Linked DNA regions of Homo sapiens: region 1 is linked to region 2. The links are chromatin contacts, found by Hi-C or POLR2A ChIA-PET in ENCODE. All regions are on one chromosome and are shown on one strand. Each heading gives the region's core, a stretch centred on a gene start or an enhancer-like site at or near the end of the contact. The rest is flanking DNA. Distances are from core to core; before and after follow the strand shown.

Region 1 (3,240 bases), core at 328-2,827, 290 kb after region 2:
TATGCCTCTGTTGAGATTATATAGTTTTTTTTTAGCCTGTTGATATAGTAAAATATATTGATTATTTTAAAACATTGAACCTACTTGGCAATGTATGGGATACATTCCACTCGGTCCTGATATATTATTTTTTCCTATGTTTCCAGGTTTGATTTGCCGGTTGTTTTGTTGAGAAATCAATTAAAAATAATTGTTCATATACAATGTCTGGTATTTAATAAAAATAACTATACTCATAGAAATAATTCAGCTTGAATGAAAACTAAGAAGAATTACAGACAATGAAAATGCACTCAAAAGGACTCTTAAAGCATTAACAGATACATAATTTTAAAATCTACACATAATATCTTCAAAATAAATGAAAGACAGGATTTGAAATTTTGGCAGAGAGCTGAAGGGTTGTGAATCTGTACCAGTTCTCTTAGCTCTTTACCCAATAGCTTGTTTGTGCTAGCCTGCTAACATTCCTCTAACACAGGCGAGGTGAGCCTGATTTATATGAAGATGAGGCTAGCCAAGACTATTCCAAGGCAATGCGGGAAAGAGACAACAGCAGAGCTTAAAACTTTGCCTCTCTGACAAATCCCCTCCTATCTCCTGACTTCTACTCCCACGTACTCTATAACATCCTGCCACTATACACATAATCAACACAAATAGATATTAGTGTCCCTAAAAGACTCTGAAGATTTTAAGATTTGGTGTTATCTTTCAGTTTCTGTTTTATTTCCCTTCAGAATTGGTCTTGGCAGAGGCAAAACAAGATGAGAAGTGTACCTTTTGTAGTTCCTGCATTTTCTGCACATATGGGCAGGAATACTTTTTGTGCTTTCACTAAAAGACAATGTGAGATATGGATGTTTTATTATCACAATGATTCCTCCTCTTTTCTCTTTATTATTATCTTTCATACTTGCAAATTGTTTGCTGAGAACTTTTTTTTTTTATTTTATGAAATTCGGGTTGAATATGCCTGATTGTAAAAACTCTGCTATTTGAATGTTTGTTCAACTTTTATTTTTACATCCTTGAAAATGGGAAAAAAAATCTAACATTTACTGATGAAGAAGTGTGCTGTGTTTATAAAATTCCAGGAAACTGAGATTGAATACAGCACAGTAAACTAAAAACAGAAAAAATAGAATTGAAGAAGAAACAGTAAGAAAAAGAGCATGCATAATGATCAAATAATTCACTAAGTAATCTAGATAATCAATAATCTAATAACCAGATAATTAGTTGTGGTGTTAATAGCAGTTTTAATATCGTGTATACTATCAGATATAGCATTTGTAATATACCATGTGTAATACACTACTTATGTATAGATGTTCCACTGCTACTATCAGACAAAAGGGAATTTAGGCTCTGTGACAGTCAGGAAGTTATGCCTTCCAGATTTTCCTTCAAAAGAACTTGCTGCCAGGGGAGGAGGTGAGATAATTGACTGCTAGCCTACAGCTGTTGCATCTTCTGATCCCTCATGGGATTCATGCCAAGGCCATTCATTCTGAACTGCACCCAGCTAATGCCTGAGCATGGGGAAGGTATTAGGGCAAGACTATTTCTGCCCAGTATGAAACTCCTCTAATGGATGCCCTGGAGAACATCACATGAAGCCATTTCATCGATAACATCATGCTGATCAGGTAGGATGAGCACAAAGTGGCTGGTGCGCAGGAGGCCAACTTCAGAAAATGATATTCTAGTTCTACTGCTGTGGCTCTGAATTTCTCAGGTCTCTTTATAATTCTATTTCTACTTCATACTTTGAAATTCTATGGGTTTATTACTGATTATTTTCTAAGTAGATCATTTCTATCTGAGTAGCTTACAACCTTGAGCACCACAGTCCACCCCTTGGGCCATGCAGATCTACTTCTCCATGAGAGTTTGAAGAGCAGTAACTCTGTATTTACCTTGAGCCCCTTTTCCTGAGAAGGAAACAAACTGCATATTGAAAGCCAAAGGATTTATAGAAAATTGTTAACAAACTAAGTAATAGATCATTCTTACTTTAAATCCATTATTTCAGTGACTAAAATAAAAGGAATACAAACACTACCAGTATTAATAAGCATTAGATTCAGCTGTATATGCCTAAAAACCTTAAAGACACAGCAGCTTAAACAAGATAGAAGTTCATTACGTACAAATACACATACACTTTTCATGGCTGGCATGCCAGGCCAACTTTACAGTGTCTTCAGACAGCCAGGTTCTAATCTTTTTCCACCACCATCTTCAGTATATGGGCTTCCATTTTCAAGATCATATTATGGCTCAATATGGCTGGCGGAGCTCTAACAATCATATCCAATGTGCCACACACAGAAGGAAAGGAGAAGACTTAAAGTCCACACTTTCTCTTTTAAGAGACCTTCCTAGAGATCTCTTGTAGCCCTTCTGTTTATATCTCTTTGACTAGACCCAAAGCCATTATATCACGCTTCAATATTGTCCATGCATAACGTCATGAGAAGCATTTCACATAAGAGCACAACAGCCCTCCTGGAGCTAATGGCATGGTCACACCTAGGTAAGAGTGAGCAGAAAATATGCTGGAATATCATCAGAGATCTCCTATCAAGAAAGAAAGAAAAAATACAGATTGAGAGAGATATTATGAAGTAAGTAGATCTCTCTGCTGTACTAATCAAATTATTTTCTGAAACTAGTAAAACTTTGATGCAAAGTTGATATTACTTAGTTGTTAACAAAATCAAAACTGAACAGGACATACAAGAAAAGGAAATGTAGATACATTATACTAATGAAAATGCATGCAAATAAAATATGAGGAAAACAAATCTATCTCATAGTAAATAACAATAAATAATATGGCTTTACCAGTGAAGGTTTGTCCTAAGAATTCAAGCACCAATAATAAAACTCACCTCATTAAGTGATTAAATGATATGAACCATGAGATAATTTTAATATATACAGAATTTTGGGGTTAAAATAAAAGTGATTAATCTTTAAAAATATTTGCAAACTATGATTAGGAAGTGTTAAAGGATCTCTATTAAAAACCTATAACAGACATTATACTTAATGGTTAAACTTGAAAGCACCCCCATTAAAAGACAGATAAAATTAAATATACCAGTTGACACAATTCAACATTTTTACAAAAGCTCTAGCAAAGGTACAAATATGAAAAAGAGGAATAAGAATTTAAAAGAGAAAATGTTTAATAATTTCTGTTTGATATGATTATATACATATGAAATA
Region 2 (3,172 bases), core at 564-3,063:
AATGGAAGCTTTAGATGAATTGCAACTGAGTGCACCTTTATTACAGCTTATCAGTCTCCAGACAGCTACAAACCAACCTTCCTAGTGCATTTCTCTTCGTGCTCTCCTGGATTAAAGGTCAAAGTAACTCAGATTTATATGTTCTGTCGCGCGGTCTCAGTCTCTCCCGTTGCTCACGTATATGGAGCCCATATCCCAGGGATTTGGTATCCCTGGCATGAAACTTTGCTCCTTGAATGAAGCAAAAGCCTTTCCTCATTGAAAAGGGTCCATTTTTCTAAAATAACTATCTCATAGGAAGAGGTTGCAAATAATGCAATATTAAAAGATCTCAAAGATGCTACTGGCATAAATACACACATGGCAACGTGCCAGCTCTAATCGTTCTTGTCCATAATTATGGTTATATTTTGCATCGATCTGACATATTCAAAAGCTAATATTCTGGTTTATTAGAACAGAGTCTATATGTATTCTCAACATACACAAAAGCTGTGTGTTTTCATAATATGTATAAGCACTTCAGACGGTAAGCTGTGCACATTGCAGCTAGCAGATGGTAGCTCTTATCACAGATAAAAGCACATATATATGTTTCTGTAACTACACCCTCAGAGAGAACGGATAAGAGAAGAATTCTCTCCACATCACAGCTTACATTACCCATCTACTTAGGCAGCAAACAGCATATGTTTTACTGCTGTGGAAAGGCAGTACTTGAGAGGAAAATATGATTAAAATAAACTTAGAGATAACCTGATGAATAAATACAAAAAACCCCTCTGTGTTAATTGAAAGTTAGGGTGTGTGTGTGCATGTGTGTGTGTGAAGGAAAGGATGTCTTAGTACATTCAGGAAGTAAGAAAATAAAGAGTACATCTTTCAGTGTTGCCGGGTAGAATGCAGGATTCCCAATTAAGTCAACTTTCAAATGAAAAATGAATAATATTTTAGTATAAGTATATTCCAAATTGTGCATGCTCCATATTCCATGCAATATTTGAGACATTCTTATACTAAAATATCATGAGTTGTTTATCTGAAATTCAAATTGGAGCCCCCTAGTCCCCCACACATCATAATTTATTTATTTATTTTGCTAAATCTGACAACCATAGTTTTCAGCTGCTGTTATTAATGGTTTTAATCAGTGTTCCCAGTGTTCCAGGTGAAAGGACAGCTATCAACAGGCAAATCTATTTTGGAAGATATGATTTCAAATATTTGTATGCTTTTTCTGTTCATACAAATCCAGCAAGGATTTTGAACATTTATCTGAATGATGCAGTCAATAATAAAGCTAGTATGGATAACTTAGGAAATAGATCTCCCCGCCCCACATCCCCAGTTTTAGATTCTGGTTTGGAACTATTTGGATAATTATTTCACTTCGGCTATACAAGCTTATCTTTTTTCCCCCATTTATGAATTTGATCTATTATTTTAGACTAAGATCTATTTGCAGTCATAAAATAGGAGACAGGCTTTAAACACTCTACAAGTACACATTTGTATTCTTATGGTGAGATAGGCATTCAACTGGAAGGTTAAATGGAGTTCAGATAATTTCTTTTTTTATTCTTTGCTCTGGCTTTTGTCTCATGTCTTTCAGCAAAAGTGAATAAAGATGTCTCCATTTTACACCAAAAGATTCAATTACTTTTCAAATGCTGGGTCAACATCTGCAGATGAACAATCTTAACCAACGTATTTTGATTCTACACAAACTTATGTGACACTTTTGTTTTCTCTCCAAGAGCAGAGAATAGATTCAAGCCTGCTATTCTGAGCTGGAGCTTCCACTGCCACTAGCACTGAACTTTTGGCAGGCAGCCAACCAATCTCTGTAGCCCAGTGAAACTGATTCCATCTGCTCCAGCAGTGCAATATATTCCACTTCAGGTCAAAAGCGGGGAGCCAGCAGTATTAACATTACACTAATCTGTAAAGACATTTTCACTGGGCTAGATAGGCTAATGTTACACAGGCTTTCAAAGCTTCAAGGGTAAGGAGCAACAGTAATTGTCAGGGGAAGATACAGTAGGCAGTGGATTCTTGCTGAGAATATTCCAAGATAGTCTAGATGAATGGTTCTAAAGAATGAAGAAAGAAAGAAAGAAATACCTTTTAAAAGAGACAAGTCATTTGCTATCTTGTTAAGCAGGTATTTCAAACACAGCTTTGGATCATATGTTTAGCAATTATAAACTCTATTGTCCTTTTTTTTTTCTCATTTACTCCTGTATCCCCAAAACTTCTTAAGCACACACGTTTACACACACACAACCTCAAAGCCTATTAAATAATTGATGAGAAGTACAATCTCTATTTAATCTCTATTTAAAAAACCTAGCTGGAAATAAATTGCTTAGTATAACCTTGGTGTTATAAAATGAGAACTATTTCCAAGCTCTTAACAGATTTGTTAAATAAAAGTGAGCATGTGGCTAACCCCTCCTCCATCTTCTCCTCCCCCTCTACTTCATCCCAGCTACCCCTCCCTGCTTTTCTGTGGTTTGTAGAAAATATGCATAGTTTGGGGATACACAGCTCTATAATCAATTGCTCTTTAAACATAAGATACCAAGGACTTTATTATAGGCCCTTAATGGAAAATACACTGAAGGAGAATACTCTGAAAGCAGATTAATGTATACGATGGAAATTTAATACCAGTAGCAGAAAGGGTCTTTTTCATTTCCCTAGTTCTTTGGTTGGGGGGAGAAAGGTAGTTTAAGATTCATGCCTTCAGGCACATCAGAAGGCATTAACAACTACATTTCAGGAAATTGTAATGTATAAAAATTCAATTTAGCCTGCTTGATTTTCTTTTAGTAGAAGAGGAAAAATGTTTGGCTGGAAATAAACCGTATGAAAATTCCCACAATTAGGAAGTATACAGCTATGTTTTTGCTATAATTTGATGTTATGCACAGTTGACGTGAAAAATTACTTTTGTGCTAGAATGATAGATTTCCCTCTAGATGGAAATATGCTATCTCTGTAATTTAAAAAGTAACAAAACCCACACATAATTTCAGTTTTCTTTCCTTACAGAGTAAGTGAAAATCTAGGGTTATACAAAGTTTTCACTTATCTTCCTCTTTTTTAAACTTAAATATGAAAGCTGTTTGGAAATTTGTAAAACTATTGGGCTTTTCAATCTCAGAAA

The links. Hi-C counts contacts between places; a loop is a spot of excess contacts on that map. ChIA-PET counts read pairs that join two places held with the same protein, here RNA polymerase II (POLR2A). Pooled maps may share reads with other maps.
Region 1: a pooled map shows a loop between it and region 2 (4-fold over the local background). The contact joins the promoter of LINC02240 here to the enhancer-like site in region 2. A Hi-C loop is called at or near these places in 4 of 50 pooled maps. POLR2A ChIA-PET finds 5 or more read pairs at or near these places in 2 of 52 experiments (MCF 10A and SK-N-SH).

The regions. Positions count from the first base shown.
Region 1 is chr5:125,491,684-125,494,923 of GRCh38, forward strand. It overlaps LINC02240 (long intergenic non-protein coding RNA 2240), which reads left to right and starts at 1,578. Exons shown (of 4, transcript NR_109887.1): 1 at 1,578-1,652. All of the region lies in intron 8 of LOC124901056 (a long non-coding RNA gene), which reads right to left.
Region 2 is chr5:125,196,903-125,200,074 of GRCh38, forward strand. The region is part of intron 4 of LOC101927421 (a long non-coding RNA gene); the gene reads left to right. Among named protein-coding and RNA genes, the nearest start is that of LINC02240, 290 kb to the right of the region's middle. Within about 2 kb of position 1,814, at least 4 of the 41 ENCODE cell types and tissues checked have a DNase peak (open chromatin) inside an H3K27ac peak, as active enhancers do.